Regions from separate parts of the Homo sapiens genome. Here region 1 is linked to region 2. Evidence: read pairs that join two places in POLR2A ChIA-PET (ENCODE). Cell type or tissue: MCF 10A. All regions are shown on one strand. Each heading gives the region's core, and the rest is flanking DNA. Links, peaks and the distances in the headings are about the cores only. Region 1 has its middle 20 kb from the start of LINC01796. Region 2 overlaps LINC01935 (long intergenic non-protein coding RNA 1935).

Region 1 (16,124 bases), core at 5,037-10,036, 56 kb after region 2:
TTATCCATTACCTAGCTAACAACATACTAGATATCAGGGATATAAAGGCAAATAGGCTGTGATCACTGCTCTTGAAGAATCTTTTGTATACTTGACGATACATTAGAAAATACACTATGATGGAATGACGGCTCTACCTTCTCTCTCTTACAAATTATAAACATGAGCCAATGTTTCACTACAGCTAATAGTTACTAGAGGTTGTAAGTACTACCTTCTTTTTAATTGTCTATTAAAAATTTGTCTAAGCTTTTCTTTTAAAAAGTCAATTTGTTTATTCCTCAGTCCATAATGTTACACCTCAAGGTAAGACTCCCTTTCAAATCTGAAACTCTTGACATTGGCAGTATAGAAAAATAAAGTACATGTCGCACAGTGGGTGCCAGAGACCTATATTATGTCCTACTGTTGGTTACAGAATTTTCAATATTTCTTTATCCTTTTCACTCATATGAACTGCAGCTTATAGCAGTGGTAATCATTTCCTGTGTTTGAAAAAGAGATGAAAGCATTCATGGATGAAAGCAAGTTGGATTTAATCTCCTTCTCTCTCATCCAGTGCACTGTACTGATCATTTTCCAAAAAAACACGACTTAAGCTCATTTTTGTCATGACAAAACTAGTTTCATAATAATCAGATGGCAATTCCTAGTGTACACAATTCTAATATAATTACCAGGAGGAAATGTAGAGGGAGTTGCAGGTTTGAGATAAAGAAAAGCCTGTGAATTTTGTATTAATGTCTCAGACTCTCTTATTTGTGGAAGTAATCAATCTTTCAGGGAGTAGAATAGTAATTCTTTGTGAAAAAAAATGACAAGAGTCAGAGGAAGAAAGAAGATAATCTAAGTTCCATTCGGTACACAGCAGGTCAGCTGTGATTGACAAAGCTCATCACAAAACTATAGCTCACGGAGTAATCCCAGTAGCAGAGTCTCATTTGCAGCCGAAGCAGTGTTAATGACATGTTTAACAGCTGCTTCTTGAAGTTTGGAATCTGCATTAACCCGCAGAGCAGTGAACAGAGAAATGAGGGAAAGTATTGAAATCAAGCCTTCATTATTCTGACAGCCCAGGTGAAAGGGTGCCCAGAGGTTGTGGAGAGGTGGATAGGAGGGTCTGGAAGGTGGAGGGTTCAATTGCATGTAAGGACCATCTTGGAGATGACAGGGTCTGATCAATAAACAGAGGACTACAAAACAAACTGACGTGTTCAACTCAGAGACAATGAGACAAGGAAGTCAGGCAACCAGAATGGAACCATAACTTGGACACCAAATGTTATGCAGGCATTACAGTCGCTAAAGATCAACTCAATATTAATGCAGCAGTGGAGTTTGTTCCATGGAGAAGACCAAGTGATGCCATGGCTTTAGGCTTCTTTACCCCCAGAAATCTTATTTTTTCATCCCAGCTCAAAAAGCAAAGGGGCATATGTAACACAGTGTATTTTCTAGACTACTTATAATAGTCTATGTTGAATTCACTTAAATTAACTACCCAACAGAGTTTCTTTAAATGCAACTCTTTATAATGGTCCCTTTTTTTTTCCATGGAAGTATATCTCTGGCTTTTCCATTGGCTGAGGGCATCGGTTGCTGAGGGAGAAGAATGAGAACACAAAGGAGTTGTCAGGGGATTTGGGGCAAATCCTAACTTCTTCACACTTTTTAAAAGTAGCCTTAGGCAGCTTGTGCAAATGCCTTGAGCTTCAGTGTCCTTATCTGTAAAAAGAGTAATAACACCCACTTTATAGGGTTGTCGTAAAGAATAAAGTAAAATATGTAAATCCCCCAGCACAAGTACACGCTTCATAAAACATCGGCATTATTTACTAGAGATGGCCACCATCAGTGGGTAAGTGTAGCGGATCTGCCAAAAGTACTTCATTGATATAAATTGGTATAAAAATCTCACAAAAACCTGACTTTGGGTAGAATTTTAGCTGCATGTTACCAATGCATTTTTTTTTCTACTTTGTTCACGGAGCTGTGTCAGATACCTAAAAACCATGGCTGGCACAGGATAGGCATTCAGAAAATATTGTGGGTGAGTATACCTGCTGTAGGAATCTGAAGAGTCTTTTTCTGTACTGTATTTTGCTTCTATGGAGGCCTTTCTTCATTAAGAAGAAGAATGCTGGAACTCCTGAATTATAGGATCTTGGAGCTCATTTCATCAACCCTTTCATTCTGCACATGAAGAACTAAGGCCAAGGGAGAGTTTGACTTGCTTTAGGCAAAGCAAACCATGAATGAAGGTTTCACAATCTTATGGTATTTCATAAGTCATAATGTGTTCCAGCCCTTCTCTTCCCTTAACACAGACACTAGGCAATGAATTTCCATGGCAGTTTCAGTCATTGAACGGGCCTGCTCACAAGGTATTCTTTCTTTAGCTTCAAGTTATTTTACCCTTCAGATCCTCTAGGTTCTCCTATGTCAAATGAGAAGGTTGGAGAAGAAACTTTTGTTTTGCGCTGTTTTCTGTAAAACTTGGTGGTTTGGGGGAAGTCCTACACAGGAACGCTGTAAACTCACTTTCCATCCTTGGATTCCCATTTAAAATAGAGCACTTCTTTTAAAAACATTATATATACCAGATTCTACATAAGATTTATTTAGGATTAGAAACAGTTTCTTCAGTTAAATGACAACTGACTAGATGATCTCTGGGATACCTTCCCTCCTGTCTATTATGAGGGTGGAAAAAGTGAGGCCAACCCACTGGGAACTCATTTATTTTTATTACAACATTCACCAACTTTTCCTTCCCAAAGGATAAGGGGCCCAACAAAGCAAGAAGGAGGGAGAAGGGAGAGGGGGAGAAAGAGGACAAGAAGGAAGAACAAGAAAGCCGCCACTAGTAAGAGGAAGAAAGCAAAAAATTCACTAACAACCTTCAAATTCTTTTGGTCTGTGTATTTCTGTACCCATCATCTTAATCTTCCCAAAAGTTCTATAATACAAGTAGCAAAGGCATTATTTCCATTTGCCTGGGAGAAACCGAAATACTCGAGGCTAAATTAATGTCCAGGGCTCTGTGTGCCATCAGTGCTGGAAGTATGGGAATAGAATGCCCATCTTGAATTCTTTCTACATTGTACACTGATTAAAGCAAGATAACATCATGTCATTTGGGCTGCTTCCTTAAGGCCAATGTGTCTTATGTTTGGAAAACAAGAGTGGTCCAATGGCTTACACCTTTGAGGTCTCAGAATACAGACAAACATCTCTCTTTCCACACAGATCATGCCATGTGTCTGAAATAGCCAAACCCTTCACAGAACTCTGTCATTGCCACAAACACTGCACGCATTTTTCTACTTTGCAGCTAGGTAGCAAGTTATCTGTTTCAGATCAATTACCTGGCCATGAGGCCAATAAACAGTTAATGTGAGGTCAGGCACAGTGGCTCACGCCTGTAATCCCAGCACTTTGGGAGGCCGAGGCAGGAGGATCACCTGAGATCACGAGTTCAAATCAGCCTGGCCAACATGGTGAAATCTTGTCTGTACTAAAAATACAAAAATCAGCCAGGCATGGTGGCAGCCACCTGTAATCCCAGCTACTTGGGAGGCTGAGGCAGGAGAATCACTTGAACCCAGGAGATGGAGGTTGCAGTGAGCTGAGTCGTGCCATTGTACTCCAGCCTGGGCAAAAAGAGCAAAACTCCATTTCAAAACAAACAGAAAAACAAACAACATTTAACATAGCAGAGGTATTATACTCAATTTCATTTCCTTCATCTGGTGCAAATGAAGATAATTGGATATTATTGAAATTCTGAGGTGTGTCAGGTGTTTAGAGCATGGACCCCATATCTCTGGTTTTGTGACATTCTGGGATTTCCCCCCTCACACCTACCCCCACAACTCTCGGCCCACCCACAGAACCTCAAAGCCTTTGTGAAATTCTTCAAATGTTTTCAAATGCAAATGGTTTTAATTTACTTTTTGCATACATCTACATATATGTTGGTGTAAAAATAAATATTCATTTTATAAATATACCTACCTATGTGTTTTTAAATATACATATGGAGGTCACATGCCTTAGTTCTTTCTAAAATCCTAATTCAGACAGCCACTTTGGAGACATAGTGGGGAAGTTTTGGGGTCTCTCTTGCTTCCTTCTGCTCTAATACAGTGCTTCCCCATTAATTATGGTTTGCCCCAGCACCTCCCATGCTCAGACTTAAAGTGTGATGCCTTCCTTCTCCCCCACTTGGTATTAATAATAATGATAATACCTACAGGTTATTCAGCACTTGCTATATGTGAGGTACCACATTGGTTGTTTTATAAACATTATCTCTTATGATCTTCCCAATAGTGAGAATTTCTCCTATTATCTGTCTTTTATAAAAAGAAACTAGTTTAGGGGTTAAATAAAAGTCTAAGGACACATAAATACTAAGAGAAATGATTTGTATTCAAATCTAGGACTAGTTTTCCCTAAAATCTACAATATTAACCATTAAATTGTGTGCCCTGGGTCCCACTTTCTAAGGTGTTCCTATGTATGAATGTGATCTTCATTCCACGAATCTTTGCTGAATGTCTCCTCTGTGCCAGGCATCCTTCTAACATGTCAGATACCACAGTGGGTGAAACTGACAAAAGTGCCTGTGTTCAGGGAGCTCACACTCTAGTGATGAACACAATAACCACAAAAGAAGAAGAGGAGTAATCTGACACCGTTCTTATTTCACAAATGATTGTGGTCGAGACGATTACAAAGCAGGGGAGACTTGCCTTTTATTGTAGCCCCCCTGGAAGCCTCATGCTTGGTTAAAGAGAATGGCTTATAAAGAAGAGCAGGGTCGAAGTGGATGGTAGGGACATGGGGGTGTGTAAGGCACATTGGCAGTTAGGCTCTGGGTTTCCAAGGGAGCTCACCAAATCATACTTGCCAGCAATCAGCTTCTTACACAATTCTTGCCAAAAATAATGGCCCTACTTCAAAACTATGAAAATCACTCTTTTTAAGGGATAATTCACCATCAGATGAGAATTTGATAGCATATTAGAGTGCATAGGCTGGTTTAGGATACAGATTACATAAATGGGGTATTTGATGGGCACTGTGAAAGCGTATGTGAATGATGTGATTTGGCTCCGTGTCCCCACCCAAATCTCAACTTGAGTTGTAATCCCCATGTGTCAAGGAAGAGACTTGGTCGGAGGTGGCTGGATCATGGGGGTGGTTTCCCCCATGCTGTTCTCATGATAGGGAGTTCTCATGAGATCTGATATTTTTATAAGCGTTTGGCAGTTCTTCCTTCCTCTCTCTCCCTCCTGCCATCTTGTGAAGAAGGTGTTTGCTTCCCTTTTGCCTTCCACCATAATTGTAAGTTTTCTGAGGCCTCCCCAGTCAAGTGGAACTGTGAGTCAATTAAATGTCTTTCCTTTATAAATTACCCAGTCTCTGGTATTCTTTATAGTGGTGAAAATGGACTAATACAGTAAATTGGTACCAGTAGAGTGGGGTGGTGCTATAAAGAGAACCTGAAAATGTGGAAGCCACATTGGAACTGGGTAATGGACAGAGACTGGAAAAGTTTGGAGGGCTCAGAAGAAGACAGAAAGATGCAGAAAAATTTGGATCTTCCTAGAGACTTGTTGAATGGTTTTGACCAAAATGCTGATAGTAATATGGACAATGAAGTCCAGGATGAGATGGTCTCAGATGGAGATGAGGAAATTTTTGGGAACTGGAGCAAAGTTCACTCTTGCTATGTTTTAGCAAAGAAGCTGGCAGCATTTTCCCCCTGCCCTAGAGATCTTTGGAACTTTGAACTTGAAAGAGATTATCTAAAATTTGAACTTATATTTAAAAGGGAAGCAAAATATAAAAGTTTGTAAAATTTGCAGCCTAACGATGTGACAGAAAAGAAAGATCCATTTTCTGAAAAGAAATTCAAGCTGGCTGAAGAAATTTGCATAAGTAATGAGGAGTCAAATGTTAATCACCAAGACAATGGGGAACATGTCCTCAGAGCATGTCAGAGGTCTTCACAGCCCCTCTCATGACAGGCCCAGAGCCCTAGGAGGGAAAAATGATTTTGTGGACCGGTCCCAGAGCCCCACTGTTTTGTGCAGCCTCAGGACTTGGTGCCCTGCATCCCAGCCTTTCCAGCTCCAGCCATGGCTAAAAGAGGCCAAGGCATAGCTCGGGCCATGGCTTCAGAGAGTGCAAACCCCAAATCTTGACAGTTTCCATATGGTTTTGGGCCTGTGGGTGCACAGAAGACAAGAGTTGAGTTTTGGGAAGATCCAGCTAGGTTTCAGAGGATGCAAGGAAACACCTAGATGTCTGGGCAGAAGTCTGCTGCAGGGGTGGAGCCCCCATGGAGAACCTCTGCTAGGGCAGTGCAGAAGGGAAATGTGGGGTTGGAGCTGTCACACAGAGTCCCCACTGGATTACTGCCTAGTGGAGCTATAAGAAGAGGGTCACCATCCTCCAAACTCCAGAATGATAGATCCACCAACAGCTGGCACTGTGTGCCTGGAAATGCCACAGGCACTCAATGCCAGCCAGGGAAAACAGCTGTGGGGGCTATACCCTTCAGAGCCACAGGGGCAGAACTGCCCAAGGCCTTAGGAGCCCATCTCTTGTATCAGTGTGACCTACATGTGAGACATGGCATCAAAGGAGATCATTTCAGAGCTTTAAGATTTAATGACTGTCCCACTGGATTTTGGATTTGCATGGGACCTGTAGCCCCTTTGCTTCATCCAACTTCCTCCATTTGGAATGTCAGCATTTACCAAATGCCTGTACCTCCATTGTATCTTGAAAGTAGCTAACTTGCTTTTGATTTTACAGGCTCATAGGAGGAAGGAAGTTCCCTTGTCTCAAATAAAACTTTGGACTGTGAACATTTGAGTTAATGCTGAAATTAGTTAAGACTTTGGGGGATTGTTGAGAAGGCAAGATTGGTTTTGAAATGCAAAAAGGACATGAGATTTGAGAGGGGCCAGAAAGAGAATCATATGGTTTGGCCCTGCGTCCCCACCCAAATCTCATCTCAAATTGTAATCCCCATTCATCAAGGAAGGGATCTGGTGGGAGGTGACTGGATCATGGTTATGGTTTCCCCCATGCTGTTCTCATGATAGGGAATTCTCATGAGATCTGATGTATTTTATGAGTGTTTGGCAGCTCCTCCTTTCTCCCTTTCTCTCCTGCTGCCTTGTGAAGAAGGTGCTGGTTTCCCCTTTGCCTTCCACCATGATTGTAAGTTTCCTGAGGCCTACCCAGCCATGTGAAACTGTGAGTCAATTAAACCACTTTCCTTTATAAATTACTCAGTCTCGGGTATTTTTTATAGCAGTGTGAACGCAGACAAATACAGTGAGAAAAATGCAGAGGACACTAAGGTGAAATGCCAGTTACCACTGAGACCTGGGCAGAAGACCATAGAGATCTGGTAACCTGTGGGGTTCCTCCCAAGGGCATGCAGAAGATGTGGTAACTGAATAGGTTAAGAAAGCACATGAGACTTCTGTATTTGAGACACATTAGTAGTGTAGATACAACCCAAGCTCTTCTACATGTCCCATTCCTTTAATTACCAATAGACTTAAAAAGCTGATTTGTTAAAAGTTTGATGCTTTGATATGTATTTTAACATAAAAAAGTTGCTTTGAAAGAAGTGTTATTTTATTTAACCTAGGGAGTTATTTCCAAAATGTAGTTATGAGGGTCTACCAGGAAGTAAAAATATTCAGAGGATGGGCACAGGACATGCACACATAAAATCATACTTAATATTTTTTAATGAGGGTTCAAAGTAGGATAATACTATTTTTTAATCACATAAATATTTTCTCATAAAATGGGACAAAAATAAACTTCACATTTTGACCTCATTTTCGTTAAAATTCATATCTTTGGTACTATCTTTACAGTTACAAAATAAAACTCATCATGAGATATTAGTAAAAAAAAAAAAAAAAAAAGAAAAAGAAAAGTCGAGGAAGAGCTATTAACAAAATAATGTCCAGCTCTCTGCCTTCCAGGCATATCATAGGATTTCTCTTTCCTGCCTACTGTGAAGTAAGCCATGACTCTGCGGTATGATTCAGCACATTCCCATCCCTATGCTGTAATAATCCTGGGAGGAAATATGGAGGAGTCACCTGGGTCCTACTGACTCCAAAAAGCTCAGCCCCTAGCTGACTCACAATGCATATGCTGTGTAAGTGAAATATCATCTTTTGTTGGATTAAGGCACAAGAAATGTGAGGGCTATTTGTTACTGTAGCACATTTTGATGGTTAATACTGAGTGTCAACTTGATTGGATTGAAGGATACAAAGTATTGCTCCTGGGTGTGTCTGTGAGGGTGTTTCCAAAAGAGATTAACAATTGAGTCAGTGGGCTGGGGAAGGTAGATTCACTGTTAATCTGGTGGGCACAATTTAATCAGCTGCCAGCAAATATGAAGTAGGCAGAAAAATGTGAAAATGAGAGACTGGCCTAGCCTCCCAGCCTATATCTTTCTCCCATCCTGGATGCTTCCTGCCCTCAAACATCAGACATTCTTCAGTTTTTGGACTCGGACTGGTTCTCCTTGCTCCTCAGCTTGCAGATAGCCTATTGCGGGACCTTGTGATCATGTAAGTTAATACTTAATAAACTCCCCTTTATATATAATACTTAATCCTTAATAAACTCCTCTATATATTTATATATCTTATATCATATATATGGTATCTATATTATATATAGATATATATATAATTTATATAATATATAGATATATAATAATATATATGATATTAGTTCTGTTTCTCTAGAGAACCTCGACTAATACAGATTTTGGTACCCGGAGTGGTTTTAGAGAAATGGAATATTAAAGATGGAGTTCTTTCATTGGTTTCAGGGTTTCTGGAGTTTGCCACTTAATATTATTAGACCTAAAAATGCTAAGGACTCTACTTGTAATAGTATGGAGAACACTGATAGTCCTTGGTATGAAGTGTTTAGAGAGTTACGCAAAATAAATGTATTTGACACTCCTGATTCCTGCTTGTGAGAGTCAAGGAGTTTAGTGACACTTTACATAATACCTTCAGCCATATGTGGAGAACTGAGGAACATAATGAAGCTGGTTGGTTGCTCCTAAGTTCAGGGGACAAAGTGTTGAAAGCAAATGATGAACTCAGAGATTCTGTCTCCTGGCTTCAGAAGCAGATACTGAGCCTCAAATCTGCTAAGATTGCCCTGAGTGAAAGTCTTATCTCCTATAGAGAAAGAGACGAAATTGTGCAAAAACAAACACAAGCTCTTATCATGCGAGTGGCTGACCTGCAATGAAAGATGCATCCACAGCCTCACCAGGTGTCTACTGTTAAAGTGAGGGCATTGATTGGAAAAGAATGGGACACTGCAACTTGCAATTGGGACATGTGGGAGGACCCTGATGAAGCTGGGGACGCTGAGTTTGTAAACTCTGATGGACCTTTTTTGCCAAAAGGAACAGCTTCCCCAACCCCAGTAGTGACAACATCCTCTCCCTGACCCATGCTGACATCAGCCTTTTCACCTTTGTCTGAGGAGATAAACCCTGGGCTGCCTGAGGCAATAGTGATGGCCTTTCCTGAGGCAGTTGTCAGGCATGATAATGTTGATTCTCCTCAGAAGCCACCCCCGACACCTCTGTTTGCTTCTAGACCCATAACTAGACTAAAGTCCCCGAGGGCCCCTAGAGGTAAGGTTGAGAGTGTGACCCATGAAGAGGTGCACTACGCTTGAAAAGAACTGTTTGAGCTCTCAAATTTATATAAACAAAAATCGGGAGAACAGGCATGGGAATGGATATTAAGGGTATGGGATAATGGTGGAAGGAACATAGAGTTGGATCAGTCTGAATTTATTGATTTGGGCTCACTAAGTAGGACCCTGTTTTTAATGTTTCAGCTCGGGGAGTTAAGAAAGGTTCTAATAGTTTATTTGCCTGGTTAGCTGAAATGTGGATTAAAAGATGGTCCACTGTGAGTGAGCTGGAAATGCCTGATCTCCCTTGGTTTAATGTAGAGGAAGGTATCCAAAGGCTTAGGGAGATTGGAACTGTGGGATGAATTAGTCACTTTAGACTTCCTCATCCCAGCTGGGAGGGTCCGAAGATATATCCTTGACCAATGACTTGCAAAATAGATTTGTGAGGACAGCACCTGCATCTTTGAAGAGCCTTGTAATTGTTCCTCTTTGTATGTCAGATCTAACGGAGTGAACTGCAGTCACTCAACTACAAAATTGAAATATAGTGGGGATAATTGGATGCTGAGGTGGCAGGGGCCAAGTGGTGGCAATCAACTATCAAAGGCAAGCTAGGCGTAACTACTGTAATGGACAGCAGAGGCAAAGCGGCAATCAGAATAGTCTGACTTGTGTAGAGCTCTGGAATTGGCTAATTAATCACGGTGTTCCTAGAAGTGAAATTGATAGGAACCCCACTGCATTCCTACTTAATTTATACAAGCAGAAAGCTTCTAGGTCGAATTATAAAAACAGAGAATCACAGCCCCTCGAACAATTTCCAGACTTAAGCCAGTTTACAGACCCAGAACCCCTTGAATGAATGGGAGGCTGCGTCTCATTAAAGAAGGACCCCACTACATTACCAACAATTTATGCAGTTAATCTTTCTCCCATCCTTCCCCAAGAAGATCTCCAGCCATTTATCAGGGTAACTGTGCATTGGGGAATGTGAAATGATCAGACATTTTGGATACTACTGTATACTGGATCTGAGGTGACATTGATTCCAGGGGACCCAAAATGTCATTGTGGCCCTCCAGTTATTAAAGTAGGGGATTATGGAGGTCAGGCAATAGAGTTTTAGCTCAGGACCAACTTACAGTGGGTCCAGTGGGTCCCCAGACTCATCCTGTGGTCATTTCCCCAGTGCCAGGATGCATAATTTGCATAGACATACTTAGCAGCTGGCAGGACCCCACATCAGCTCCCTGACTGGTAGGGTGAGGGCTACTATGGTGGGAAAGGCCAAATGGAAGCCATTAGAGCTGCCTTTACCTACAAAATAGTAAATCAAAACAAATAAAAAACAATATGGCATCCCTGGAAGGATTGCAGAGATTAGCACTACCATTAAGGACTTGAAAGATGCAGGGGTGATGATTCTCATCACATCTCCATTCACCTCTCACATTTGGCCTGTGCAGAAGACAGATGCATCTTGAGGAATTACAGTGGATTATTCTAAGCTTAACCAAGTGGTGACTCCAATTGCAGCTGCTGTACCAGATGTGGTTTCATTGCTTAAGCAAATAAATACATCTGCTGGTACCTTGCATGCAGCCATTGACTTGGCAAGTTCCTTTTTCTCCACTCCTGTCCATAAGGTCCACCAGAAGCAACTTGCCTTCAGCTGGCAAGGTCAGCAATATACCTTTGCTGTCCTACCTCAGGGGTATATCAACTCTTCAGCTTTGTGTCAAAATCTTATTTGGAGAGATCTTCATCACTTTTCACTTCCACAAGATATCACACTAGTCCATTACATTGATGACATTATGCTGATTGGATCCAGTGAGCAAGAAGTAGCAAACACACTCGACTTATTTGTGCGACATTTGCATGCCAGAGGATGGGAAATAAATCCGACTAAAATTCAGGGAACTTCTACCTCAGTAGAATTTCTAGGGGTCCAGTGGTGTGGGGTCTGTCAAAATATTACTTCTAAGGTGAAGGATAAGTTGCTTCATTTGGTCCCTCCTACAACCAAGAAAGAGGCACACACCTAGTGGCCCTATTTGGATTTTGCAGGCAACACATTCCTCAGCTGGGTGTGTTACTCCAGCCCATTTATTGAGTGACCCAAAAGGCTGCCAGTTTTGAGTAGAGTGCATAACAGGAGAAGGCTCTGCAACAGGTCCAGGCTGCTGTGCAAGCTGCTCTGCCACTTGGGCCATAGGACCCAGCAGATCCAACGGTGCTTGAGGTGTCAGTGGCAAATAGGGATACTTTTTGGAGCCTTTGGCAGGCTCCAATAGGTGAATCACAGTGGAGGCCTCTAGAATTTTGGAGCAAGGCCCTGCCATCTTCTGCAAATAACTACTCTCCTTTTGAGATACAGCTCTTGGCCTGTTACTGGGCTTTGGTGGAAACTGAACGTTTGACTATGGATCATCAAGTCACCAATGTGACCCGAACTGCCTATCAGGAACTGGGTGTTTTGGACCCATCTAGCCATAAAGTGGGTCATGCACAGCAGCACTCCATCATCCAATGGAAGTGGTATATATGTAATTGGGCTCGAGCAGGTCCTGAAGGCAAAAGAAAGTTACATAAGGAAGTGGCTCAAATGCCCATGGTCTCCACTCTTGCCATCCTGCCTTCTCTCCCCCAGCCTGCACCGATGGCCTCATTGGGAATTCCCTGTGATCAATTGACAGAGGAAAAGAAGACAAGGGCCTGGTTCATTGATGGTTCTGCACGATATGCAGGCATCACCTGAAAGTGGACAGCTGTAGCACTACAGCCCTTTCTAGGACATCACTGAAGGAGAGTGGTGAAGGGAAGCCTTCTCAGTGGGAGAACTTCAAGCAGTGCACCTGGTCGTGCACTTTACATGGAAGGAAAGATAGACAGATGTACAATTATATGCGAATTAACGGTCTGTAGCCCATGGTTTGGCTGGATGGTCAGGGACTTGGAAGAAGCATGATCGGAAAATTGGTGACAAAGAACTTTAAGGGAGAGGTATGTGGATGGAACGCTCTGAGTCATCAAAAACCGTGAAGATATTGATATCCCATGTGAGTGCTCACAAATGGGTGACCTCAGCAGAGGAGGATTTTTAAAAATCAAGTGGATAGGATGACCCATTCTGTGAATATCACTCAGCCTCTTTCCCCTGTCACTCCTGTCATCCCCCAGAGGGCCCATGAACAAAGTGGCCATGGTGCCAGGGATGGAGGTTACACATGGGCTGAGCAACATGGACTTCCACTCACCAAGGCTGACCTGTCCACAGCCACTGCTGAGTGCCTAGAGCAGAGACCAACACTGAGCCCTCATATGGCACTATTTCTCAGGGTAATCAGCCATCTACCTGTTGGCAGGTTGATTATATTGGACCACCTCCATCACAGAAAGGGAAGAGGTTTGTCCTCACTGGAATAGACACTTACTCCAAATATGGATTTGCCTATCCTGCATGCAAAGCTTCTTCCAAGACTACCATTCGTGGACTCACAGAATGCCCTGTCCCCCATCGTGGTATTCCACACAGCATTGCCTCTGACCAAGGCACTCACTTTATGGCTAAAGAAGTGCAGCAGTGGGCTCATGCTCATGGAATTCACTGGCCTTACCATGTTCTCCATCATCCTGAAGCAGCTGGATTGATAGAATGTTGGAATGGCCTTTTGAAGTCACAATTACAATGGCAGCTAGGTGACGATACTTTGCAGGGCTGGGGCAAAGTTCTCCAGAAAGCCATGTATGCTCTGAATCAGTGTCCAATATATGGTACTTTTTCTCCCATAGCCAGGATTCACAGGTCCAGGAATCAAGGGGTGGACATGGAAGTGGCATCACTCACCATCACCCCTAGTGATCCACTAGCAAAATTTTTGCTTCCTGTGCCTGCTACATTACGTTCTGCTGGCCTAGAGGTCTTAGTTTCAGAGGGAGGAACACTGCCACCAGCAGACACAACAACAATCCCATTACATTGGAAGTTAAGATTGCCACCTGGACACTTTGGGCTCCTCCTACCTTTAAGTCAACAGGCTAAGAAGGGAGTTACCATGTTGGCTGGGGTGACATGCCCTGTGATTAAGGTCAATGGGAAACTACAACAGCCCAATTCAGGCAGGACTACAAATGGCCCAGACCCTTCAGGAATGAAGGTTTGGGTCACTCCACCAGGAAAAATAAAAACCATGACCTGCTAAGGTGCTTGCTGAAGGCAAAGGGAATACAGAATGGGTAGTAGAAGAAGGTAGTCATCAATACCAGCTATGACCACGTGACCAGCTGCAGAAATGGGGACTGTAATTGTCACGAGTATTTCCTCTTTCTTTTGTTTAAAACAGATTTGTGCATGTATACACTTGTACTAAGAAAATATCTTCATTTAATTATCTTTTTATCATATGACATAAGATTTATTGACTTCATATCAGCATTTAAGTATTGTTAACTCTATGTAGTAGTATTTGGGTTGGAGATTGGTGCATTTCTGGTTGTATGAAGGATAGTTGTATTATGTTAGGTATAATTATGACCTTATTATTGTCTTTATTTGAAGATTATGTATGATCTCATGAGATGTGTATGAGCTAAAGTTGCCAAGGGATGGACTGGTGATGGTTAATACTGAGTGTCAACTTGATTGGATTGAAGGATACAAAGGACTGATCCTGGGTGTGTCTGTGAGGGTGTTGCCAAAAAAATTAACATTTGAGTCAGTGGGCTGGGGAAAGTAGATCCACCCTTAATCTGGTGGGCACAATCTAATCAGCTGCCAGCGAATATAAAGCAGGCAGAAAAATGTGAACATGAGAGACTGGCCTAGCCTCTCAGCCTACATCTTTCTCCCATGCTGGATGCTTCCTGCCCTTGAACATTGGACTCCAGGTTCTTCAGTTTTGGGACTTGGACTGGCTCTCCTTGCTCCTTAGCTTGCAGACAGCCTATTGTGGGACCTGGTGATCATGTAAGTTAATACCTAATAAGCTCATTGGTATTAACTTACATGATCACAAGAGAAATACAGGCAGCTGAGAATTCATTATATATATATATATATATATACACACACACATATATACACATATGTATATAAATATATGTGTGTGTGTGTGTGTATATATATTTGTTCTGTCTCTCTAGAAAACCCTGACTAATACAAGCACCCTAGCCCACCCTGACTGATTCAGCTGAGAAGTACCATACACCCTTGAAGTCCAAGAGTCAACACACAAGAAACGATGCAAGGTTTAACGGCTTCAGTGTTGGCTTTATTCCTCTGCTGTAGTGATTGTTCCAAGTGGGAGATTAGCAGTTAGTGCAGAGACTCTGTAGCCCTCAAAATACAGATTCAGAAAGCTCATTTTATAGCTCACATTAATACACCTGCTATGTGTTCCTGAATCCCACTTCATCCTTCCACCCCTGAGACATCAATATTGTGGCAGAATGTCTAGCCCTACTTTCAAAACAGTACATAAAGTTGTTATTTGATCACTTCTTTCTACATTAGCAACCAATTAATGATAATGAATTTAACCTTGCACTCTGCCTCCTACTCTTCTATACTTTATTGTTGAGAAATGGGGAAATGCAAACAGAAGAGAAATGTAGGCGGCTGAGAATTTGTATGAAGCTGAGCAGGCTGGCTTTAAAATCATAGGTTTTAGAAACATGAATGTAAGCTTTTATTTCCATTCTCTATATATAGCTCAATAAAATAGAGGGAAACTGTGTATTAAAGTAAACATTTAGCTCTCTTTTAAGAGCAATATATAAAATATTAATCTACTGCTCCTTTCCTGATTGTTGCCCAGAATTTCCCCAGGTGTTGCTCTTCTTGATGGACCTGCTGGCCTCTGTAGACCCTGGAGAAGCAGCAGGTGGCTGAGCATTGACTTAGAAAAGAAAATACGCAACACAATATTAAATGGGACTTTTCTGGTAGTCTTGGCAGAGACCCCAAAGGTGAATATAGTATGGAGACAATCACCTCCTGCATTCTCAAAATAGAAGCCAAACTATCTGTATTCATTTTTCTATTCTTGCTGTAATAGGTCACCACAAATTCACCAGTTTAACGCAACACAAATTTATTATCTCATAGCTCTGTCACTCAGAAGTCTAGGCAGGTTAGGTAGGTTCTCTGCTTAGGGTACCACAAGGTGAAAATGAAAATGGCAGCTGGCCTGGACTGCTTATCTGGAGGCTTTGGGGAAGAATCTGCTCCCAGCTCACCCAGAATGTCAGCAGAATCCAGTTCCTGTGGTTGCAGAAATGAAGCCTACATTTCCTTGCTGACTGCTAGCCAGGAGTTATTCCCAGTTTCCATAGGCCACCTTCTTTCACTGGCTGGTGGCTCCCTTTGTCTTCAAAATCAAGAACAACAGATT
Region 2 (14,820 bases), core at 9,581-14,580:
GTGGTTGAATATGCTGAGACAGAGGATATTGTCCTACTTTCCACCTCATTCAAGAAGTAAGTCTCTTGCACTCCCCATCCCCAGCCCCAGGACCTTATCCCAACCACAAGTCCATGGGATTTTAATTAAGAATATGAAAGCCTAAACCCTTATGCAGAATTTTCTTTTAAAAATTTCTTCTCAACCTGGCATTTGTGGTAGAGAAATGAAACAATTCATTCTGACAAGTTGCACTAAACTGAGGCCTGAAGCATACTGTGAGAACCTCTCTGTGGATCCCATAAAGTACTCAGGAAATATGCACTTGACATCTGGTTTGCTGGATTCCTGCTGAGAAATGGAGGATTTGGTGTGAGGCTGTCGGTCCGGACTGGCAGATTGGCTGTGCATATAACTGTGCATGAATCCACACAAAGGGGTCATGTTCAGGCAATACTTGGGCATGTTCCAACAGAATCTCAAGAAGGCATATGAGCAGAGATTGAACAGTTGGATTCTTGTACAGAAAAGGCAGTGGTAACTTATGGATGGGAGTGTTAGGCATGCACCTCTAAGAAATAGGGAATGTGAGGTGCGTGCTGCAGAATATGATTCAAATACCAAGATACTTTAAAGTACATATACTTGGAGGAAAGGGGGAAAAATAATAAGACCTTGGTAATTGTTAGCAGAATTGTAAAACTGCACTTCTCAGTGCTTTTTGGGTAGATCACAATAAAATACTTTTAAATATTTTAAATTTTGATGTGAGTTTCAATGTATATCCACAAAATAGAAATGAAACGTGTGAAGAATAGCTTACCATACTTAAAGTACAGTGGCAAAAAGACTGTTAAATAACAAATCTAATTGAATTTTTTACAACTTTTTATGATACATGGTAGCACCTTATTGAGCAGCATAGCATAACGGTGAAACATGCAAGACTTAGGGTTAGGTTGCAGGGTTCAAGGGTGAAATCTACCACTTCCCAATAGTAGCCTTGGGTAAATTAGTTACTGAAATGCTTTGTGCCAAGTTTTCCTCATCTGTAGAATAAGGACATTAATATATTCTTCATGGCATTGTTGTGAGTTTTAAAGAAGAAGAATAATAAAAGCACCTTGAAGCTTCTCCACATAGATGTCTCTATGGACTGCTTGGGCTTCCTGACAGCATGGTGGTGGGGTTCCAAAACCCAGTTTTCCAAGACACAGGAAGAGGAAGCTACCATTCTCTTTTGGCTTTGAGCTGGAAACTGACACAACTTTATTAACACTGTGTTCAATTGGTCAAGGCAGTCACAGAATCTATTCAGGTTCAAGGGGAAGGAACCTAAACTCACTTCTCAGTGGGAGATCTGTCAATGAATTTGTGCCATCCTTAATCTGTCACATGAGGTCACAGAATCTTTTGCAAACTTGGTGAAATCGATGGGCCCTCTTTCCAAAAATGCAGGTATGCAAATATACTGGGTTCAACATTGGCTCAAGGCTTTATGAGAAACTAACATAATCATGGCTAAAACAAGATAGATGGGTTAATTATCTTTTACAGAAAAGTCTGGGATGATGGGGTACAGCTTTAGCTACAGAAGATCATTCAGGGACCCAGGTTCCCTCTGATTTAATGGTCTGTCAATTTCTGGAGTATTGCATTTCTTAAACAAAACTGTTCAACATCATCATATTCATGCTCCATTCCAAGAAAAGAGAGGAATAGGAAATGGAGGACAGGTACATGGTTATAAAAAATATGCCCACATCACTTTGGCTCACACTCCTTCAGTCACTTGCTTACTCAAAACATTGTCACTTTGCCACATCCAACTTCACAGAAGACTGGAAAATACACCTGTCTTAGTGACCATGCAATCAATTAAATCTTTAAATGTTCTATTACTAAAGTAGAAGAGACTGGATATTATTTATCAATTCATAGGCTCTTCTACGGCAAGTAACAACAACAATAAAACCTTGAACACAATTTCACATGGTTCACAGAAAATCTAAGCATACATTCTGGGATCTTAACCAAGGATCTAAAACTAAGAATCACCTTGTTTAGAATTTTAGAAGAAAGCATTTCAGGTTATAATATTTTTAGAGCTGGCAGTACCTTTTTTTATCATCTAATCCTGTTCTCTGATTTTAGAGATAAGAAAGCACAAACCTAGAGAAGCAATTTCTTGCCCAAGGTCATACACCTAATTACCAGGACCAGCCTAGTTTTCCTCAAGGTTAATCAGTGTTCTTTCCACTATGCAGTGACCCACTCTCTTTCAGTTCACCAACTAAATAAGTGCAAAACAATGGGGGCAGATAGCTATGAGGAGGTGTATAATCTCTTTGGAAATTTTAAGCTATTCATTCTTTCTTGTATTTATCAAAAACATGTGCCAAGCACCGAGTCAGGTGCTGACAATATGGTTTGCATCATAACAATAAACAAAAAAATCATGCCTTTCGGGAGCTCACAGTCTAGTTTTGGAGGGAGAAGTAAATAAGTATTTATTATGCAAAGTGATAAAAGTGTTCCACTAGAATAAGGGGAAATATGAAATCACAGAGAAAGGAATGACAACTTGAGTAAGTCATGACAGGCATCCCAAAGACAGCAATGCTTGAGTAGGAATGCAGTAGGAGGAAACAGAAGGAAGCAGAGGACACATGGTGAGAGGGAGAGAGGAATGGCAGGCTCATGGTATGGTTAATGGCGATGCGCCTAGAAAAGAGGCATTTGCCACTCCCTAAGTGAGAAGCAACCATTTAAGCAAGGGCAATCATGGAGAAGCTGAGAAGATATATTCAAGGGAGCTCAGGAAATCATAAGATTTGTCAATGAAGTTGCTCTCAGGTATCAGAAAGAGTTGGAACCTAGGATAGTTCCTCTGTATTTGGATCAGACAACTGTGTGGGTGGCAAAGAAAGGAATAGTGGAGGCATTCTGTTTGAATATACCATAATTAAGATAACTTTGTTTGTCTAGGTGAAAATATAGAGTAAGAAGTCAATGGCATGGTCTTAATGTAGGAAGAGTAATCAGGCCTGAAGATATAAACAGGAGACTTTGTTGTTTACAAGGTATAAAGCAGACGAAATGGTGTACAGAGAGAGTGTAGCATGAAAAGACATTTAAGGGGAGTATTTGTGACTCCCAATATTTAGTGGTGGTATGAGAAACTGTAGCCAATAAAGGAAATTAAGGAGTATCAGAGAGGAAAAAGGAAAACCATGGGACCTTAGTGTCTTAAAAGCAAAAAGAGGAGTTGTGAAATTCAAAAGGACAGTAGCTAGCAATGCCAAATATTGCAAAGCTATCAGGTGAGCAGGCGGATTGGAAATTGTTCCCCGGATCCTGCATCTGGAAATGATTGGCATTAGAAAGAGCAGTCCCAGAGGAGTGCAAGGATAGAAAGCAGATTTCAGCAGATTAAAGAAGTGAGATAGTAGCCACTGCTGGTGTCAACTTCTTGCTTAAGCAGGCTGGCTATGAAGGGCAGGAGAGGAATAGGGCAAAGGCTGCAAGAAGGTACAATATGAATAAGACTTTTACTGATGGGAGATATTTGAGCATGTTTCTATGCTGATAAAAATTGGGTAGCAGAAAAGAGGAAGTTAAAAAACCTTTATAAAGAGAAGAGAAAATCGATAGAGAAAAGTGTGAAAGGAGGCAAAAATTGACTCTCAAGAAGAGATGGAGTTAGGCTGGAAGTTAGATGAGGAAGAGAATAGAAAGCAGTTTTTCTCTGTTTATTTGGAGATAAAAGGAGGATGGAAAGAAAGGTAGGACAGAAGGGAAGAAAGAACAAAGGAGAGAGGGAGAGGAAACTTACTGAGGGAAGAGTTGAGGAAAACCTACATAAATACGTTGGTAGGTATGTGGGTGTGTGGTTGAGAAAACTCAAGCCTGAGCATTCTCTTCTGGAACCAGAGACAAGCTCAGAATCTGCTGGGAATAAGCATGGAGATGAGGAAAATAAGTCTAAGGAGAAACAAAGAGGCTTGGAATGGACCAGGGGCATGTGGGAATACAAATGGTACGTGCTTTTGTTCAGAGTTGCTCAGCAGCTCTAGGAGGATTTGGTCTGGCATCGGGTGGGGGGTACATTCAGTCGGAAAGGGAGAACAGCAAGGACATTAAGGCTATATGGAGATGCAGATGAAGTGGTCCAAGGGACTAGGCTGGATACAAAGGTAGAAAAGCTAAAAAGAGAAGTCAGAGAGCCTGGGATATGAGGAAAATAGCCTGGGGATTGAAGATGCCTAAAGGCATGAGATAGAAATGACTACAGATAATGAAAGGCGCAGAGTGAGAAATGCTTAAATAGTCCAAGTAAATCCCTATGTGGGTGGCAAAATAAAGGATTTTTGAGAGTTCAGTGGAAAATTGATTGATTACCCAAAGAGTAATGGTCAGAGTAGGAGTGGAGAGGGGGATGGCTGCTTCCATTCTGCTAGTCCGCAAGAAACAGTCACTATCTCCTCTAACTAGGGGAAACCTTCTATGGTGTATGCACCAGATGGCTTTACATGTTCTTGGCTGGTGCAAGGACCCGGACCTTTCAAGGGGTTTGTTTACAATGTAATCATGTTATATAGTTTACGAATTAATCATAACACATCTACTGCCTTTCTCCTCAGGCTATCAACAGCCATGTATGAGAGGAAAATGCAGACTAGATGAAAATATAATATAACTAGCTATAGAATGACCACTGGGCAAAGTTCAAGAGTCATTCTTTTCTCTGAGATTATCAGATCACAAAGGGCACAGTTATAAATTTGGCTTCGCCCATGGAAACAGGCCTGCAGGTGCAGGGTTATATAATGTCCTGCTCCATTTACCAATGCTCTGATGTCATGGATAACAGCATTCTCTGTATCTGACTGTGGAAAACAGTGGTAATACTTTAGTGTTTTCACTAAAACAAACAAACGAACAAAAACGATTCTGTGTGTGACAATGGGGTTTAAGTCCTGTTTCTGACTTTGGTACAATCCCCAGAATTGCACAACTATCATTTAGTCCTATGGCCACAGTAAGGAAGGATGGAGGAAGAGAAAGAAGGAAGGAGTGAAGGACATCAGTAGGAAACATCTAAGCAACAAGTTAACAGAATTTGTGAAGCACCGGAAATTTCTTAAATACATTTAAAAATGCATTGCAACAAAAATGGGCTAACTCCTCTATTACATTTCTTGGCTGTTTTTTGAGCCAGAGAACCATAATGAAGCCCATTTGCCTACCTTCTGTATTTCACTTTTCCCAGATTCCTCCACATGCCCGCGTGGCAAAATATGCCCTGTAATGGGTGAAGGTTAAATACATCCGAACCTCAAAACCCATTCATATGGCAAAAAAATGTACTCACTATCTATCCCCTTCATTCACCCTAGGCATTCTTGTAACAGGCTTCTCAATTGTTCTCAGATTTGCAAATTGTCTCCCATTCAATTCACTTGAGCAGATGTTTATTGAAAACTCCCTAGATGCTCGGCATAAGAGAGCATGGACTCTGGAGCCAAGATCTGTAGGTTAAAATTTACTTTGCCAGTTTAACAAGCTAGCTTTAAAAATCTCTTCTTCAATTTCCTTGCCAAAAAAAATGTAGAAAGTAGTAATACTCTAAATCATAAGATTATCATCAGTATGAAATGGCATAACAGGTGGAAAGAGCTTAGCACATTGCCTATGGGACAGTAAGTACTCAACCGATGTTTGCTATTATCATTAGATGCTATTGAGTTTATTTAAAAAAGTAGTGTATGATGTAATTCTTGCTCTCAGTCTTGTTTGTGGTAAAAAGAGAAATGATACAGGATCAGTGGAAGAGAAAAAAAAACATATCTAATGTATACCAAAATGTGTAAATACTCTAAATGAGAAACAACCAGTATTAGCAGAGGTTTCATTAAAAATGCCTACATAATATGAACTTACAAGAAGTGGAGGAGCTTTGCTAAATTAAAAGGGAAAAGGAGACATTGCAGAATAGGATTTAAAAAATAGACTAGGAAGCTATAAAGGTAGGAATGATTGTATGAGACAGAGGGTAAGAAGGAGAACCATATGCCCTCTGAGCAACGTGCTGAAATGCAGGGAAATTGGATGGAAAGATTGGCATTCCAAAGCAATACTGCAAGAACACCAAAATGTGATAACTGTGTCTTGAAGAGTGCAAGACACACACTCTGGCATATTGGGAGAGAGAAGTCTGGTGCTGTGATTCCTTCTATGAATTTGTTCCAGTTTTCCCGCCACACCAAGAACTCCTGAGATAGACCATACCGTATTCACCATCAAAACCACAGCTTCTTTCTGTGACTGACACAAAAGAAGTGTTGAATAATTTGTGCAATTAAAAGAAAAGAGGAAGATGAGAAGGAATAAAGGGAAAGAGTAAGGGAGGGAGGGAGGGAAGGAAGGAAAGGAGGGAGGGAGGGAGGGAGGGAGGGAGGGAAGGAAGGAAGGAAACAATTTGCAATGTCAGAGCAGGATGATGTAATGTCTAGCTCCAGGAATGGGGGGGTATGTATTTGACTGTGCAGACTATGCCAGTCTAATGCCCATGCTTGTTCACTAGGAGGAGACTGTTTCAACTAACTGTTTTTGCTGGTGATGGAGTTTGGGCTGCAAATTAAACTGTTTTCTCCTCTTTCATTTTTGATGACTATCCCAAGGCATTTCATCCAGGGTCAGCCCCAGTAATAAGAAGGCGGATCTGTATACCAGGCAGAATAGTAAGCATGCTAATTTAAAGGTCATCAAGCAGTCATGTGATAAAAGACAAGCTAAAATAAGGGTGCCACTGAGCACTGAGATGAAAGCTGAGTAACTTCCTGATAGAAAACAAATGTAGCAGAACAGACTTCTCTCTCTTTTCCTTTTTCTCTAAATATGAAATTTACTAACACTTTAACTTTCCTCAGAGAGCTGCATACGGCTTGAAATATATATATAGTTTGTGTGAGTTCATCAAGGATTGAGGAGACTAGGTGATACATAGTAGGGGTTAATCACAAATTCCCTCAATAGGGATCATAGGCAATCTTGACTGGTTTCACTGAGAAAGAATGGATGCATCTTGGAAAGAGAAAAACTCTGACACGACATTCCAAGAGTAACACAGAGTGTGAGGAGACAGCAGATAGCATCCCAGTGGAACCCCTTCTGCCCTTTAGTGAAGATTAACCAGCACCTTCGCCTTTGTGAAAATAAAGGATGGAGAAACATTTATGCAACTTGCAATCACCTGAGCTTTGCATGCTTCCTATTTCAGGAGATTTTCCATCCTTTTAAAAATTCCACACACAAATCACCAGGGCTCCTGAAACAACAGAGCAGAGAAATTTTTAAGGAGTCCCTCAAAGGGGGAGGGGATGGGCAACACCAAATCTTTAGCCTCATCTGTTTGGTTTTTGTTGTTGTTTCTAAAATAAAGCTGCAATTGGCCCGGTGTAATCTGATAAGTGTCTTATTATAAACTTGAACATCAACGGAGGGTAAAAAAAAAAATGATGAAACTTGCAACTTAAAAAAAAAAGAAAAAGAAAAAAGAAAGAAAGAAAGGGTCTAAATGACTGGCAGTTCCCATTTCTTTACAAGTGTTACATTTCAGTCCTCTGCCACTACCACATGTTTCCTGTTCACAGATAATTTGTACAACATATTTTATCATTCAGTTTTAGACACAGTTGAAAGGCTTTTGCCTAAGGCTTGGAACACTTTGAAAATTGTATACCATTTGCAAGGCTTTCTTCTGCTTCACTGTGCAATTAGGTGACTGTCTTTCTACAGACATCGAATTTATCATTTATGGGAGTGTGTGTGTGTATGTGTGTGTGCGTGTGTGTAAAACCAAGGTGAACTAGAATGAATGAGAGTAGCTTTCAATAACCTATAGATGAGGGATTAAGAAGCAAAACAGTGATTTCAGCTCCTTGAAGGACTACACTTCTTAAACAGCAAGTGGGTTTTCTCCATTAAAGAAGTTAGGTTCTGGAAGATTTTAGTTCCAAATACTGTTTCCATCTTTACTCCACTCTACATTCCCTACTGGTAGTTAAATCACAGTGTAATAATCCTAAAGAAACCCAGTCTCATTAGTTTCTACAAAAGCGATTTCAGGACTTTTTGTTAGCTTCCCCTGCTGCCTTCTTTGCCCTGTCTTGCCTGAATTTCGCAGTTTGCCTGTGAAGCACTGGTGTGCTCAGAGCTTCCCCTGGTGGAAGTTGCTGGCAAAAGGTGTTCTAGCCAGGAAGGGCGAATCTGAGACTTGCTCCCAGGCATGGACTCAGCGGAGTGTTCAGTTGCCCAAGAACAGAGAGTACACAATGTGACTGGAGGTTCTGATTGAATTTCCTATGCGTTTCTGTGTTTTACATAACCTGAATTTTAAAGTCAGATTTGATAAAAGATAACTTATTCCCATCATTATGCCACTTTGTATTTTTCCACTGAATAATGCAAACGAAAAGACAGAGCAAGGAAGCCTGATTCAACCCTCCCAGGAAGAGCTTGACTTTCCTCTGAGGTTGAATTCAGCATCCATCATTATGCAGGCAATGTGGTTCTTCTCCTGTATTTTAAAAATGTGCCAATAAAATGGTTGTGGAAAAGTCTAAACAGCATTGACCCTTTTGAAGAGAGAAGCTATTTAGGCCTGCATATGCCCTTTAAAGCATTGTTGTCTTTTCTTCTTCAAAGGTAAAATTCCCATGTTAATTTCACTTATATCATGTCTCTATAATATTTGTTAGCCTACAAATCCTGAATATAGCTTTGTGTATGTTTTAAGTCATAAAGCCTGTCAAGGCAGGTTTTAGGGGTGTGGGTGGGGTTGGAAACTAAAAACCATAGTCAATTAATAAATGTGAGCACTGTTAATTATAGTGACAAGGATGATAGGTTTGTAATCCATGCCAATGGTGAGGAAGAAATAACAGAATTTGAAATCTATTTAGAACAATCTTTAAAAGCTCCTAACAAAACTTAGCTTTAACTAATGGGGGAAAGAGGGAGGGAAGAGAAATGTTTCATTTGTTATTTTCTTTCAGGAGACATTATCAACCTAACAACAGCAACTTTTTGAAACAACAAATCATTAGATTTAAATAATTTTATAGTCCATATCACTCTGAATGTTAAACAGGCTAGAAACACCAGAAACATGTTATGATGTAAATCTATTTAAATAATTGCCTGAGTAATACACTTTCTATGATTATATATTTATTAGAGACAGATTTTAAAAAACCCACACAATTATATTCAAAGATGAAGTCCACCTATCGACGACCCTGTCTATTCAGAAATAGAAGCCGGACCACAGAGGGTTCGTAGGTCTCCAACTCAACACAGGCACGTTTGACTCCTTTGCTTCTTTGACAAAACACTGAGGATAATGTAAAATAAAGCCACTTAGAAATGCTATCCTCTGTAAGTACGAGGAAAGGACGATTAGAGCTGTACAGACATTTGTTAGATTTACACATGTGCACAGAGCCAAGACCAAGGGGTTTGGGTCAGGGGGAATGTCATTATAATAATAATTTATGCAGCCGGAAGCAGCAAAGACACCCACGCTGAAAGAGCCATCCTAAATAAAGTGGAACGTACTTTCTTTTTGAAATCCATCCAGACTCTTTGCAATGACATAGACTTTTGGACCCCAGAAATCAGGGCAGCTTAAGCAATCGTTTTTCAGAGGCCTGCTGCCCCTAGGCAGACCTGCAGGTGGACGTGGACGTATGAGACTCAACACAGCAGCTTTTCATCAAGGCTTGCCCACTGCCCCTTTCAGTTTCCAGAAAGCAAGGACACAATTCCTGACGATTTGCCTGAACACCTTTCACCTAATCAGCTCAGTTCTTCAGCCCTTTATGAGGAACTTTCTTGTACACTGAAGAGGCTACATAAGAGGCTATGCTATTCTTTACTGGCCAAGTGAGGATGGGAAAGTATGAGTGGGTGGGGGAAGGAGGGCTCTCTTTTTAAACTGTTGCTTCCTTAACATATGGCCCAAGTGAGAGCAAATCCTGAGAGATGAGAGAACAGCATCTGCTCTGGTTTGAATGTGTCCCCCAGAAAGCATGTGTTGGAAACTTAATCCCAAATGCAACAGTGTTGGGAGGTGGACCCTAACGGGAGGTGTTTAGGTCATGAGGGCTCCACCTTCATGAATGGATTAATGCCCATTATAATAGGGCTGGAGGCTGTGAGTATCATATCTTGCTCTCTCACACTCACTGGCCCATCAGCCTGCCACCACGGGCTGACACAGCACAGAGGTCTTCACCAGATGCCAGCACCTTGATATTGGACTTCCCAACCTCAGAACTGTGAGAAATAAATTTATTTTCTTTACAAATTACCCAGTCTGTGGTATTCTGTTATGGAGACACAAAACAGACTAAAGCAGCATCTTACAACAATCTGATCACCTTATGGATATGGACTTGGGAAAATTCTTAACTGTGCAGTTCAAAAATACCCCACATCTAAGAGGCAACTTCCTATATACTGAGTTCGTGGGTGAACACACAATGAGAATACATCTTCCAGGGCAGGGCATGCAAGCAGCCAAATTCACATGCAGGAATTGTTCAAGAAATTGAACCACTGTGGGCTGCTTTTTAAAAACTATGACTTTCAGGATTCTGAGTTGAGCCTATTCTTGCCATTGACTTTCTATATGACCTTGGGCAAATCATTTAACCTGTAGTGCCTCAGCCACAAGAGCAGTATGATTCTTGGTCTAAGATGCAATTTCAAAACAGAAACCCCATCTTATTTTCCTTCCTTTTCCACTGCTTGATCTCTTCATTGCAATGCAGAGAGCTGCTCTTAAGGTGCTTTCTGATTGACCTGCCTGCCCGTGGCATTTGAAAGCCTCATTCCTTCTCCTGGGCTGACTCACAATGTGTACCTAGCTGGAAGGGGGCTCTCTTGGTAAGGAGACACACACATCTGGCTCACCTGTACAATGTGCAGATGTGCAGACTCGAGCTCCTCTATAGACTAGACTATGCTCCACCCCCAGATCGCAATCAGAGACTCAACATGAACTGAAGGCCTTCGTGTCGCCTCCTAATCCTACTGTATTCTGTGCCTCAGCACTTCATGCACTGTAGACGCACACAGAAGCCACAGAAATTATGCCTCCCATGTGCAAGGGGGCAGTAAAGCTCAAGCGTTAAAAGGTCAGCTTTGGTGGGAACTAGGTCTGGGTTCAAGGAGTAGGGCTTTCAGTTCCCTCTCACAGATAGAAAAGTCCCTGGCTGATAGTATTGCTGCCTGTTGGAGGACCACATTTTCATTTTGAGATCCACTGGCCCAGGGCTTTAATAGGGGTGATGAAGAACAAGTCAGGCTACATAGGAGAGCACTTGTGTCTTCCAAAGGTAGGGAAGTTAGGAAGCTCATTGCTTCTTCTCTTCATATCCCCTATTCTATCAGGAACCAGATGTCTCAAGCTTTCTTCTCCCAGCTGAAGGAAAGGATGGAAATTCTCATCTAGGAATGCTGCTCCAGGGGTCAAAAGCTTGGCATGGCCTCCTTGGTATGCCATGAGGATCCTTCAGTCATTTCTTCGCTCTTGGGGGCACCACAGAATGCAGGCACTTGTTCATAAATGTTTTTTTTTTTTTTTTTTTTTTTTTTTTTTAGACAGAGTCTCGCTCTGTAGCCCAGGCTGGAGTGCAGTGGTGCGATCTCGGCTCACTGCAAGCTCCGCTTCCCGGGTTCACGCCATTCTCCTGCCTCAGCCTCCCGAGTAGCTGGGACTACAGGCGCCCGCCACCGCGCCCGGCTATTTTTTTTTTTTGTATTTTTAGTAGAGACGGGGTTTCACCTTGTTAGCCAGGATGGTCTCGATCTCCTGACCTCATGATCCACCCGCCTCGCCTCCCAAAGTGCTGGGATTACAGGTGTGAGCCACCGCGCCCGGCCGTTCATAAATCTTAATAAGGAGCACCTGAACTAACAGCACACATTTGTCTCGGCTTGTAACTGAGCAAGTGGAGATATTTCCTGATCCACTTCGGGAACTGGCAAGTTGGTGCCACTTCACACTAAGGACTGGTACACTGCCTGCTGCCAGGGAAACCACCTAACCCCTCGTCTCAAGCACTTAGTTGAATTGAACTCAAAAACATTTAAAAATCCTTCTAAGAACATTCATAAAAAACTGACTCTACTAATCTTATCACCTTCTACTTCAGACTCCCATTTAAGCTAGTTCACCTATTTCCCCTACATATCCTGCAACTAATAATTCATCTAATACTACTCAATTTGTGGGACTATTATGTTTGGAAAGGACTTCATACATTCAGTACTTGTTTACATTAAATTCTATTTTTTTCTTTTCTAAATCCAAATTTTCCTAGTTAATAGGACTTGGAGGAGCTAAGAATATTAATAGTTCTTTTAGACGTAAGTTTTAATTCCGCATCACCCTATTTGTCAATTCTCATTGGCTGCATGACAAAAGTCGTCCAAACTTTCCTTTCCTTGAATGTTTCTTTTATTATTGTGCTTCGGCTTGACAAAAAGTGATGAATACAGTGACTTTTCTCCCACGAGAAATGCAATGACTCATACTGCACTGTACAGAAAAACAAAGTAGAGAAATAAAAGCAACAAACAACCTAATGCTGTAATAAAAGTAGAACCCCGTGGCCCTTATGTTCTTTTGACTGCTTCCAAAATCTCCAAAGTTCATTGGAGGTCATGTCCAGTGGATTGTAGTTTGTAGTGCTATACCCCATGTATCTTGAAATTCAGACTTCATACATTCTACGTATTTTAGGCTAAAGGTAAATTCAAATTGCACATTTCCTCACACATTTTCTTGCTATAATCATAAATGTGATCTTGCAGGGAGTACCATTTACCTTTTGATTGAGAGATCAACATTAACTGAATAATCATAAAGAAATGCTTCCTGAGAATTCTCTTGAAAACATACAAAGCCTAGAAGGGAGGCAGAGTGCAAAAGCTTAAGTGCTCTTCTAGCTCATGAATCTCAGGCCCATGTCTTATGTTTTTCAATATTACATTTTGTCCTGGACATTCCCCCCATGTGTAGGGAAGGATTGATGCAATTTCAGGCAATAATGAGATACCTGTAGTATTAGAGGACAATGAGTGGGGTCCTGTGGGGGAGGAAAAGCACTAAGCATTAGTCCTGCCTCTAAGCGTGACATCACCGTTACCAGCTGGGTGGTTCACAGGCACCCCAAACTCTCGGAGCCAGAGTCCGGCAGCTCCAAAATGGAAATCGCATGAAAGCCAACCTCACAGAATACTATGTTGCTACGGAGAAAATGTTTTAAAAGTAAAGCAAATTATAAATGTAACAGGCAGTCAGACGTGCCCAGGGTGTTGATCCTATGTATAGATCCAACACACAGACATTGATGTTTTTGTTGTTGGGCCAGGAAGAAAATGCTAAGTATGAATTTCCAGTTTTCTCCAGTCCCTTTCCTGTTGCTAAATGAAGATCATTCCATCATTGTGTATCAAATGCAGCATTTGTGAAAATACCTCCCGATCATCTTTCACAGGAATTCTTTCCAAGTGAGAAAGTAAGTAATGGGGTCATGGGCTTTCTGGAGTAATACAACCTAGGTTTCTAGTGTGATTTTGATCAGCAGATTCTATCCCCAGTTTTATTTGTGTGTGGGTAAGCTGCAATCTATGATTTCATGTATTTTCTGAAGGAAAAGAAGGAAACTTAGCTAAAGGTATTTTATCACATTTCATAAGAAGGAATCCTGGAATTCATGAGGAGTCATTTGAGATAGCCTACTGCTAACCCAAGCCAGGCAATTAATCATAACACAACAGACAGAAGTCGTGAATTGACAGTTAATGGAGCATACATTTAGGTAACAGCTTACACCTTCACTATCACCCTCTTCATCCTCTTCCTCATCTTCATCATCCGTGGCAAAAGTAGTGAAATGGAGGTGCAGTGATTCCTTCTGTTTTGGTTCTTAAAAAATATAAGTCAGTCAAATGTCAGCCCATGCCAAGCTTTCTTGTGGAAGATTTCAATCTATATTGAGAAAGGCTTCCATTGTCCTCTCTATCCTCCCCTAGATGTTTAACGTCCCGTGCTAACAAGTCAAGTCAAAGTGAGTTCTAATGCAGGAGAACACATACCAATGTATAGATTCCTCTTATTAAATTTCGGGGGTTTTGACCTTTCCAGATTACCTGACGTTATCCCAGATGTTGGCTGTTTACAGTGGGGCCTCAGTAACTCATGTTGGCATTTAACAAAATTTAGAAATATGGGAATTTTAAAAATGTTTTCACTTTTTTCAAGGAACTTTGATTTAACCTGAAGCCACGAGTAAACTCAGATGGGTAACAATTTTAACTAACTCAAAATGAGAGATCATCTGTAAATCATTAGGGTAGATTTTGGAGCAAAAGCAGAAATTTTTGCAATACCTTCTTTGGCAAAAATCACTCTGCCTATAAGTAAATTAGGGTGATAGTGCCATCTAGTTATTTGTGGCTGGACCATAGACAGCAACAAGGGGGAAATGTTGTATTAGCTCAGTGAATAAGAAAGAAATGCTTCATTGCAATGATAGAATAACCAATTGGCTGATAATTAAACTGGTCTGAATTTACAGTGTTCACAAAGGTCTGGGAATCAGCACAGCTCAGTCTTTGTCTCATTCCTCCATGACCCCTATAAGCTTTCTCATAGGAAATTTGGGAACAGAATTTGATGAATCTGGTTACAAAAAAGTACATCCCTGGTATATAAAATATTTTTCAAATGCTAATTCCAAAATGAATATATTAGACACGTAAGAA

The links. ChIA-PET counts read pairs that join two places held together with the same protein. Peaks named below come from ENCODE experiments on the same cell type or tissue, not always from the same donor. Only the 100,000 strongest peaks of a DNase experiment are listed, where the experiment ranks them.
Region 1: POLR2A ChIA-PET joins it to region 2 with 6 read pairs; 1 of 35 experiments calls an interaction of 5 or more read pairs at or near these places.

Annotation. Positions count from the first base shown.
Region 1 is chr2:102,907,321-102,923,444 of GRCh38, reverse strand. No RefSeq gene overlaps it. Among named protein-coding and RNA genes, the nearest start is that of LINC01796, 20 kb to the right of the region's middle. RefSeq lists an enhancer at 35-1,542. In MCF 10A, for the core only: no CTCF peak of the experiment used is centred there; a DNase peak (open chromatin) is centred at 8,124.
Region 2 is chr2:102,969,592-102,984,411 of GRCh38, reverse strand. LINC01935 (long intergenic non-protein coding RNA 1935) reads left to right here. Exons shown (of 4, transcript NR_135530.1): 1 at 1-56; 2 at 13,425-13,571. Among named protein-coding and RNA genes, the nearest start is that of LINC01935, 7.4 kb to the left of the region's middle. In MCF 10A, for the core only: no CTCF peak of the experiment used is centred there; a DNase peak (open chromatin) is centred at 12,541.